3 separate regions of the Homo sapiens genome follow, and all the other regions are linked to region 3. Evidence: chromatin contacts called from ENCODE Hi-C or POLR2A ChIA-PET data. All regions are on one chromosome and are shown on one strand. Each heading gives the region's core, a stretch centred on a gene start or an enhancer-like site at or near the end of the contact. The rest is flanking DNA. Distances are from core to core; before and after follow the strand shown.

Evidence for each region. Hi-C counts contacts between places; a loop is a spot of excess contacts on that map. ChIA-PET counts read pairs that join two places held with the same protein, here RNA polymerase II (POLR2A). Pooled maps may share reads with other maps.
Region 1: a loop to region 3 is called in a pooled map, with 2.7 times the contacts of the local background. The contact joins two enhancer-like sites. A Hi-C loop is called at or near these places in 4 of 37 single-sample maps with no recorded cell type and 12 of 50 pooled maps. POLR2A ChIA-PET finds 5 or more read pairs at or near these places in 3 of 52 experiments (CD4-positive, alpha-beta T cell, T-cell and naive thymus-derived CD8-positive, alpha-beta T cell).
Region 2: a map of naive thymus-derived CD4-positive, alpha-beta T cell shows a loop between it and region 3 (8-fold over the local background). The contact joins the promoter of RAB29 here to the enhancer-like site in region 3. A Hi-C loop is called at or near these places in 2 of 168 maps with a recorded cell type or tissue (breast epithelium and naive thymus-derived CD4-positive, alpha-beta T cell), 14 of 37 single-sample maps with no recorded cell type and 11 of 50 pooled maps. POLR2A ChIA-PET finds 5 or more read pairs at or near these places in 1 of 52 experiments (naive thymus-derived CD8-positive, alpha-beta T cell).

Annotation. Positions count from the first base shown.
Region 1 is chr1:205,598,157-205,601,148 of GRCh38, reverse strand. SLC60A1 (solute carrier family 60 member 1) reads right to left here. Exons shown (of 10, transcript NM_181644.5): 9 at 1,898-2,018; 10 at 1-743. The coding sequence ends at 688. Among named protein-coding and RNA genes, the nearest start is that of SLC60A1-AS1, 30 kb to the right of the region's middle. RefSeq lists an enhancer at 1-1,184. Within about 2 kb of position 1,653, at least 18 of the 41 ENCODE cell types and tissues checked have a DNase peak (open chromatin) inside an H3K27ac peak, as active enhancers do.
Region 2 is chr1:205,773,845-205,777,246 of GRCh38, reverse strand. It overlaps RAB29 (RAB29, member RAS oncogene family), which reads left to right and starts at 1,765. Exons shown (of 6, transcript NM_003929.3): 1 at 1,765-1,974; 2 at 2,161-2,414. The coding sequence starts at 2,291. RefSeq lists an enhancer at 2,851-2,900.
Region 3 is chr1:205,286,530-205,289,896 of GRCh38, reverse strand. No RefSeq gene overlaps it. Among named protein-coding and RNA genes, the nearest start is that of NUAK2, 34 kb to the left of the region's middle. Within about 2 kb of position 1,541, at least 13 of the 41 ENCODE cell types and tissues checked have a DNase peak (open chromatin) inside an H3K27ac peak, as active enhancers do.

The DNA of each region.
Region 1 (2,992 bases), core at 404-2,903, 310 kb before region 3:
TTTGTATGATTTGATTTTTAATAATGGCTGCATTTAATAACCAGCTGTCAAAATGAAAATTTTACAATCAGCTTTTCTAAGTTGGTATGAGCCAGCTTAGCATACCACTACATTAGTATACCAAAGAGAGCAAGATTCAACTTTTCCTTTTGGTGTTTGAGAATATAGATAAGCTATTGATGTCTGCAGCAGGAATTTAAGAGACTTTGGACTATTAAGTGAAAAGCACGAAAATCCTTTGAGCATGCCAGGGAATAACTTGCAGCTTGTTTTGCTTAAATTGAAATATATCTACATATAGCAATGATCATGGAGCTTTACAATTTCAACCTATTTTTACAAACTTCAATGAAGAATGATCTCAAACCCAGAGTATGGTCCATGCATGAGGTGACAAATGGAGTGAAGCGCGCGGCTGTCTCCTTCCTTCCCATCTGGGTATCTGGACAGCTCTTACCAACAGTCTGAACCAGGGAAGAAGATAACTTGAGAAGCCAGGTAAACTTCTAATGATTTTGACCAGGTACCAGGACTCAATTTAATTTCCTCTACCCAACCAAGTTTTAGTGGAGAAGACTTGAATAGCCATTGAGAGAGCGCCTCCACCACCACCCAGCTTTCTGAAACAGTATGGTCGTGCTGGTGATCAAGAGGCTGAAAGTCTTCTCTTGCCTTCTTCACCCAGTTTTACCTCTGGTAGCACTCAGAGTTTTCCATTCCAATTGATCTGTCTTGGGTAGGAACTACAAAAGAAAAACAAAACAGGTAGCATGTTTCAGCAGCTCTGATGAGTTGCAGTGATGATTCATTCTGAGAGCTTACCCAGGCTGTTTGTTTCTCTGCCATTCTGTGGCTCTAGAGGGAGCAAAGTGAAAAGTCAGACCCCCTAGTTCTGGCGAACAGTTGGTGGAGGCAGTTTCCTGAGACTGCTGTCTAGGGCTTGGGGAATGTGTCTGTCTCCCATGAATAAGGAGCCCATTAAGTGTTATTCATTTAATGTTCAGCAAATATTAATTGAATGTAGGTCTTAAATGAAACTCCTGTGTGTGTGCAACCAGTACTGCTGTCTCAGAAGTGAGGCTATAGTTAGTGCTGTTTTGGGGGCCACCTTTCCTTCTGGGCCTTTGTACTGAGCGTTTAGAGCGTAGATATGTTCACCCACTGAGAGCGGATGGTGAATGCCTGTTCCTTTAGTCTTTTTGTGATGATTTTGCTTTTTATAGGGAGGACAGAGTCTCCGCCTGGGCACCTTCTCTTAAGAACTGGCTTTGCACACAGCCGATGCAGTCCCTGGGCACTTTGAAAGCAGTGGGCAAAAGGGCAGGTAAGGGCTCAGGGTTATGAAAATTGCTTTGGGACTCCCCCTGCCTGGGGTCTCTAGAAGGGAGACTATTCTTAGGAGGTGTCTGTGCCCTGAAGGAGACTTTCTTTGCTACTTGGCCTGAAGGACTTCTTTTTGAAAAAAAGATTTGGACTAGAATCAAAATCCTGAACTGCAAAGAGATGGCCAATTAGGCCGTTGGGCTGAGTTCCAGCCAAGGAGTCGGGCTCTGCCTTTCAGTTCCCTGAACAGGCTGGAAAGAGATTCTTGGCTCATGGTCCCATGACATGGTGGGATGCAGGAAGCCAAGTTCACAATCCATACCCCTCTGCTAATGGAGAAACCATGAGTCAGCCGACCCAGCTCTCGCCTATCTTAAGAGTCCAGCGCAGACAATCGTATGGAAAGCAGGAAGAGAGGAAAAGGAAGCTGTAGAAAAATAAACATTTCCTTGCATTTTACTTGGAACAGAGCAGCGTTTCTGGCACGTTAAGATCCATAGCATCTCCTGCTCCCCCGCTCCCCGACCCCGGCTCTGTTTTCCTCCTCTTGTGTAGAAACAGATACTTTCCTTACCTGATGGGAGTCCAGGGTGCATCCTGTGGAAAAACAGGAGCAAGATATAGAAGGTAAAAGCCAGACAACCAAAGATCACGCCACAGACCAGGAAACTATAGCTGCCCTGAGCCTGGAATATCTGCCAAAGGGGAAAACACAGAGAGACAGACAATTAAAACTTCACGTGGAAGGTGTATCGGAGGAAGCAGCCTTCTCCATCCTTGGCTGGTTTTTCAGCTAAGTTGAGGCCCGTCACACCAAGAGATGGAATCACGGGGAGGAGGGAGGCCTTGGCCTTGTTTCAAGTTGATGTGTCTGGAGAAGGCCGAAGTCCTGCTCTAAGGCAGGGACTGGACCTGGTGACCCCCTGCAGTCCCTTGCAGCTCTGTGTTCTGGAACCTTCTGACGATCTCTATCATCACTGAAGCTCCAGTCATACTAGGTGTTTCTATACCCATAAGCCCTAACCAGAACTTTGCAGAGGATATATTGTTTTACTCTTTTATTATGAGAATTTAAAACATGTTAAAGTAGTATATGGAGCTCCAATGAACCCAACACTCAACTTTAGCAGTCAGCACCGGTTTCATTGGTGGCCTTGCACTTCTTTTCTGCACTAGGTTACACTAAAGCAAGTCCCAGATGTCACATCATTTCAATGAGGAGGGTATGGTGAGATGCAGCTCTTCCCCTCCCTCCAGCAGGGCAAAAGAGGAGGAAAGGAGAATGGAGTCACAATGAGGGAGATTTTGGAGGCCGGAAGATCTAGATGTGAGGTCCTCTCTGTCAGTTTCTGGAAGTGTGACTGACCTAGGGTAAGTTGCTAAATTCATCTGAGTTTCCGTGTCCTCTGTTGTAAAAAGGGGAATAATATCTACATTATAGTATTCAATAAAAAGTAGATGTTAGGTTGTTTTTTTTTTTTTCCTGGTGAATAAATGAAACATGGGTGGATTTGAATAGAACTGGAAGAGTTGGCCCTCTCGGTCAGGGCAGGAGTTGAGCAGGAAGCTGGGCCCTCTGCAGGGTGGCCAGAGGCTGTGAGAGGTGGGGTAGGGAGTGGTGGGTTCCGAAGGGATGGAAAAAGAACTCTGACTGCAGTTCCAACCCATC
Region 2 (3,402 bases), core at 516-3,015, 490 kb before region 3:
CCCCAAAACTGGCCATAAACAAAATCTCTGCAGCACTGTAACATGTTCATAATGGCCCTAACGTCCACGCTGGAAGGTTGTAAGTTTACAGGAACGAGGGCAAGGAACACCTGGCCCGCCCAGGGTGGAAAACCGCTTAAAGGCATTCTTAAGCCACAAACAATAGCATGAGTGATCTGTGCCTTAAGGACATGCTCCTGCTGCAGTTAACTAGCCCAACCTATTCCTTTAATTCGGCCCATCCCTTCGTTTCCCATAAGGGATACTTTTAGTTAATTTAATATCTATAGAAACAATGCTAATGACTGGTTTGCTGTTAATAAATACGTGGGTAAATCTCTGTTCGGGGCTCTCAGCTCTAAAAGCTCTAAAGGAAATCAGACCCCTGATTTCCCACTTCACACCTCTATATTTCTGTGTGTGTGTCTTTAATTCCTCTAGCGCCACTGGGTTAGGGTCTCCCCAACAGAGCTGGTCTTGACAGAATATCACTGATCAGAGATAAAGAACAAATAAAGTGAAGATAGATCTTTGACACCAAGGACAATTCACTAAAGAGTTTATCGAATGATTGACTCAGAGACCAAGAATCAGGCCTTAGGAAATACTTAGCGGGAAATGGGATGGAGAGAAACCTGAAAGAAAAAGATAATCATCAGAGAAGTACGGGGATGACAAAGAAAGAACAGCGTCATAGAAGGCATAAGGGAAACAAATGTCAAGGAGTGGTCAACTATGTCAAAACGAATAAGAACAGAGAAAACTGGATCCTTAAAGATGAGTAGCTTGAACTAACCTCCTGTACCTGGGTAACGAACATTCTGGGCAAAATATATTGTGAACCATGCTGATGTTCTTTCGCCACAAAACATAAGTGATAGCCTCTCTATCAAGAGACCTAGATTTCCTAGTGTCTGGTCCTGGGCTGTTTTCCCATGGCCCCGCTGGTTCTCTTCCTCTATTCCTAGAAAAGTATAGAAAATGGAGCTCTCTTTGCTTGCCATTGAGCTCATGTCCTGCCAACTTCTACCCAAGTGACAGGTAGGTCAGTAAAGTTACAGGCTGAGAAATTAAAATTATTTGCCAAACACTAGTTTTATGATTATCTATTAACAACAGCCACAACAAATCAAGAAGGAGTCCCAGTGTATTTCAATTAGCTTCTAGCTCAAGTGATACATGAGTAGTATGGCTAGAATAGGCATTGTAGAAGTATGAATGGAGAACTGTCTCTTGTTTTCTGTCCATCTTTATTGTTATTGCTGGATATTAAATGCTGTAATTTTTGGCATAGGTTTTTTTCCAAAGACTGGTCTCTTGGGTCAAGTTTTCCTGAACTTGCCTGGTATTGGGCAAGTTCACACAGAAAATATGAGTCATTTCACAAAGTCCTGGGCTTGTCTATCTACTTGAAGGAATAGGAAATGGACTTCACTTGGAGCATGATGGATGAGGCTTGGGCTTTTACTAATGAAATAAGTTTCAATCTTAACTCAGTTAAACCTTTAAAGACAGGAGAAAACTATCTGGGGATGGATTCAGGCCAGTGAGATCACGTTGCACAAATCTCCCCTTAAGGGATCTTTACTGACCTAGAATTGTTTCAAAATAAGATTCCAAACTGTCGAGGGAGTTTGAAGCCTTGAAACTTGGTGTAGGTTTGCTTAAAACAAAATAACGAATATACTACATTTCCCAGGAGGCTTCGCGGTGAGCCTCCGCACTCGGCTGGTTCTCTTTACCGCGAGGAAAGCTGGGAAATGTAGTGCCACAGGCAACCCTGCACGTGACGCTTGCGGAGGAAGGGGAGAGAGAGGCGCGCGGGAGGGCGTCTAGGGAATCGAGGTGCCGGCTGCTCCTTCCTCACAATTTGGTTTGTGCTGCAAGGGGAGGGTCCCCATCATCTGGCCCCAGTGGTGTAAGGAGCTGACTGGGATTCAGTCACTGACTTGGAGCCGCTCGGGGGAAGTCCCGGTGGGTGAGGTTCCGCGGCGCCTGGTCCAGTTTCTCGGCAGTCAGGCCAGGAGGGGGTGGGGAAGGTGCGAACAGCCGGGGGCTCGGAGCTCGCGCCCTGCGCCCCACCCAGGTTGCGGCCGCCCGGGGAGGAAGCGCGTATAGGTTGAGTGCAAAGTTTCCTTTTTTGCTTTCTCGTCAGAGCAGCCCAGACAGGCGGTGGGTGGGAATGCCTCACTTCAGTTTGAAGAGGGTCCGGATCCAAAGGGGTTAAAACGAGCGACCCCCGATCCCCGACCACACTTCCCGCCTCCCTAAAACGCACACCCCGCTAGCCATGGGCAGCCGCGACCACCTGTTCAAAGTGCTGGTGGTGGGGGACGCCGCAGTGGGCAAGACGTCGCTGGTGCAGCGATATTCCCAGGACAGCTTCAGCAAACACTACAAGTCCACGGTGGGAGGTGAGACGTCTCGGGGGTGGGGAGGGGGAGGGGGAGGAGGAGGCCCCGACCGCGGACTCGAGCTGGGGACCCAAGTGGGGTGGGGATTTGCTGTCGGTTGTTGGGTCCTTCTTCGGGTCAGGAAGTACTGTCTGGGAACCTAGATGGTGTAATTGCCGGGTGTTTGGTTTACACGCCTCTCTTGAGTTTCCCGTTAGATTTTCCCAAACTGAGCCCACTGCCAGGAGAAAGGTAAGAGCAAAGGCGTGAAGATGAGAAATAGGGAAGGGAGGATGAGGATGAGCAATTGCTGTTTATTGCAGGCGTACTGTGAACTTAAGTCTCCAGCCTTTCAGCTGTCCGGCAAATCTCTCCAATCAGCAGAAGCAGCTGAGATCCTCTGTGGGGCCTCCTGGTTAGGTGCCGGCTGGGGCTGTAGTCCTGCCCCTCTGTTGAGGGAGGAACCGCAAGGTGTTTAACCTGGCTTCAGTGGGAGAACGCAGGAAGCGGAACTGGTCTGAAGGACTGTAGCTTTGTTGTGGGGCTGTGGGTGGGATGGAAGACACAAAATCCCCGAACGAGCCCCTTGGCTACGCAGTCAGATGCCCATGAGGGCTGATGAGCTGTGTTTTTGTCCGTTGATTGCTTAAATAAAGGTAACCAAGGAATTCTTCCAAGAATGTGAAATATACCACTTCTCTGACCTATCTTCCCACCACTTTTTTCCTCAAACTGGAGAAGGTAGGGAGGAAGGGGACACCGAGTTCATTCATTTCTTTCCCGGGTGTGGCCTTTGGACTCAACTATTTTTTCAGAGGCAGAAATGCCTTATTGTTAATTAGAAGGTATTTAGCTAGGAAGAGCTGGTGATGGGGGAGAGTAACTTAAAATTTTATTTCTCTCTGTTAAAAGAACTTGTTTCAAGGGGGGAAAACTCGTACCAATGGAAAAATTGAAAATGTGTGCTCCTGTTCATATGGAAGTTTAAAAAGAAATTAACAAACATTTA
Region 3 (3,367 bases), core at 292-2,791:
GCCTGGGTGACACAGTAAGACTGTCTCCAAACAAAAAGAGAAGGAATACAGCAGGCAGGGGGTTGCCAGATAAAAGAAAGGATGTCCAGTTACATTTGAATTTCCGATAAACAATGAATTTTTTTTTAGTATAATATTACACAGGACATGCTTAACTAAAAAGTTATTCATTTTTTTTTTTGTTTTTTTTTTTTTTGAGACGGAGTCTTGCTCTTTTGCCCAGGCTGGAGTACAGTGGTACAGTCTCGGCTCACTACAACCTCCGTCTCCTGGGTTCAAGCAATTCTCCTGCCTCAGCCTACTGAGTAGCTGGGATTACAGGCGCACGCCACCACACGCGGCTAATTTTTGTATTTTTAGTAGAGATAGGGTTTCACCATGTTGATCAGGCTGGTCTCGAACTCCTGACCTCATGATCCGCCCACCTCAGCCTCCCAAAGTGCTGGGATTACAGGCATAAGCCACTGCCCCTGGCCTTCTATTCATTGTTTATCTGAAATTCAAATTTAAATGGGTGTTCTGTGTTCTGTATTTTTACTTGCAAAATATGGCAACCCTAATAGCAGGAGAGATTTGGGTTAGTCAACAGGATGAACTTGGATCAGATATTGGGATTCTGACCCAGGGAAGGATGGAGAATCCCCTATTCTGGACAGCTTTAAAAAAGGAGAATGTGGGCCAAGTGTGGTGGCTCATGCCTGTAATCCCAGCACTTTGGGAGGCCAAGGCAGGCGGATCACCTGAGGTCAGGAGTTCAAGACCAGCCTGACCAACATGGAGAAACCCCGTCTCTACTAAAAATACAAAATTAGCCGGGTGTCGTGGTGTATGCCTGTAATCCCAGCTACTTGGGAGGCTGAGGTAGGAGAATCGCTTGAACCCAGAGGGCGGAGGTTGCGGTGAGCTGAGATCACACCATTGCACTCCAGCGTGGGCAACAAGAGCAAAACTCTGTCTGGAAAAAAAAAAAAAAGAAAAAAAAGGAGAATGTGGCCAGGTGCGGTGGCTCACACCTATAATCCCAGCACTTTGGGAGGCTGAGGTCAGGAGTTCAAGACCAGCCTGGCCAACATGGAGAAATACTGCCTCTACTAAAAATACAAAAATTAGCCAGGTATGGTGGCACATGCCTGTAATCCCAGCTACTCAGGAAGCTGAGACAGGAGAATCACTTGAAGCTGGGAGGCAGAGGTTGCAGCGAGCCAAGATCGTGCCACTGCACTGCACTCCAGCCTGGGCAGCAGAGTGAGACTCTACCTCAAAAAAAAAAACAAAAAAAAAAAGCAAAAAAAAAGAAAGGTGAATGTGTCTGAGGACTGAAGGGCAAGCCTCTAAATGCTTAGGGGTAGAGTTTATAGTCAGAGGGACCTTCCTGCAGCTGGGCCAGAGACTCACCCACCCTCTAGAAACCTCAGCAGCTGAGGATGAACAAAACCCACAGGAAGTGGTGGAAGTGAAACTTGGTGTCAGTGTTGTTGTTATTAAAAGGGGGAAGTGACACCGGGTGAGTGAAGGGTGGGTGGAGGTGAAGTCTCTATAGGCAGCGAGGTCATTCGGCAGCGCCCCCCTTCCTGCTCTGCTAAGAATAGTTACGGTTGTGATAGGGGTGTGGTTTGTCTGAGGCTGGGGGAATGAATCTCGCTTGATGTCTGGATGGGGCAGAGCAGAAGTAGCACTGGGGTGGTCAGAGCTTCAAGTCAGGTGGCAGCAAAACCTAAGAAGCATTTTTGGGTTTGGAAATAAACAAATAAGTGGCCTCAGAAGCAGCTCAGAGGAGAAGGATCCTGCCTTCCAGCTAAGAGAACTATAAGAGGGAAGCAGGGCCCATGACCATGACAGTCCCTCCTCTAGTCAGCTTGGGAAGCTCTGAGAAGCTCTTTCCATTAAGAGAGTCAGGGATGCTCCAGAAATCAGGCTGGCAGGGAGGCTGCAGTGCGTTTTTGTCTCTAGCACTTACTGAGCACTTACTGTGTGCTTGACATTGTGCCAGGCCCTGAGGCTCCAGAATTAAATACAGTGTGGTTCCTGCGCTCCAGAGGTTGGAAGTCCAGTGGAAGAGATATGCATCAAACTAATATAAATTCATGAATTCATTGTGATCAGAGGTAATAGTTGAAAGCCCAAGCAGCAGCCTACCTACTGTGAGCCTGAGCCCACCCCTCAGCAACTCCCCAGCCCTGGCCCAGGCTGCAAACCAACAGAGGCCGGAGTCACCCAGCTGCCTGCAGAGCAGTGCATCAAGTCAGGACCCTTTCTCTGCCCAGACGTCTTTGCCAACTGTTTGGAACAAAGGGAAATCATCTGGTTTGGGGAAAGACATAAGAATGACCGTTTTCTTTCCTAAACCTTCACCCTCTCCCATTTCGGCCTGAGAAAAGCTGTTAGATGCTTCTTCAGAGGGTTTCTAAGGGCCACAATTGCCTTCCACCTAAGAGGGAACAGGGTGGGGAGGGGTGGCAATGGCCTTCTTTGACCGCAGAGGTTTTGGATTTAGCCTGAAGTCACAGAACAACTGAAGCCAAGAGACAGTTCACCCTTTCTGGTGTCTAGAGCTTATTGAACAAATGTCCATTGACCCCCTATTGCTAGGGGCAGGGGTGAAATATTGAGTTGAGTCCAGGGCTCCAGCCTACTAGAGGCACAGTCTGTAGAGAAGTCAGATAATGACCAGGCGGTGCCTAAGCTGGATCTGAATCCAGGGCCTTTAGTCATCAGACACTGGACAGATTCTTCGTGGAGGGAGTTGGGCCTTGAAGGCTGAAGAGTTTTCTGGGTCAAGTACATGTTTAGGGAGCAAGAATTCCTTGGAAACTTAAAAACTGGTCTCCCATGGTCAAGTCTGGCTCCTGTATGTGAACATCATACACACAGAACATGGCTCTGTATCCTGACTCCTATGCACCCCCGGCCACATTGTATACTCCTGCTTGTATGCTCCTGGCCAGTGAGGTGTCTGCAGTCTTGGGACAAGTGGTGGCCAGGGAGTCTTTGTCCCCTGGGTTCCTGGGGTTCAGGCTTCAGGTCTGGTTTCTGCCGTTGCCCCTCCTCTGGTTCCCTCCTTCTCACAAGACACAGCCTGACAACCTGGCCTTCTCTCTGCCTTCGTTAGGAGGGAGGCTGCTCAAACCACAGCTCACCACAGCTCACCACAGCTCACCACAGAGGCCAAGCTGGGTGTGCCTCTGTGGAGCAGCGGCAGGAGCCGGCTGAACACAGCCAGGACCAGTTTCCCCAGGGGCCAAATGCAACCTGTTCTCCATTGCATCTTCCCCACTGGTGGGCAAATTGTGTTGGGCTTCTGTGAGGCCCCATGAAGGTAAGAGAGTCTGGAGTGACTTTGCCCAGATTGGCTGTGTGACCTTGAGCA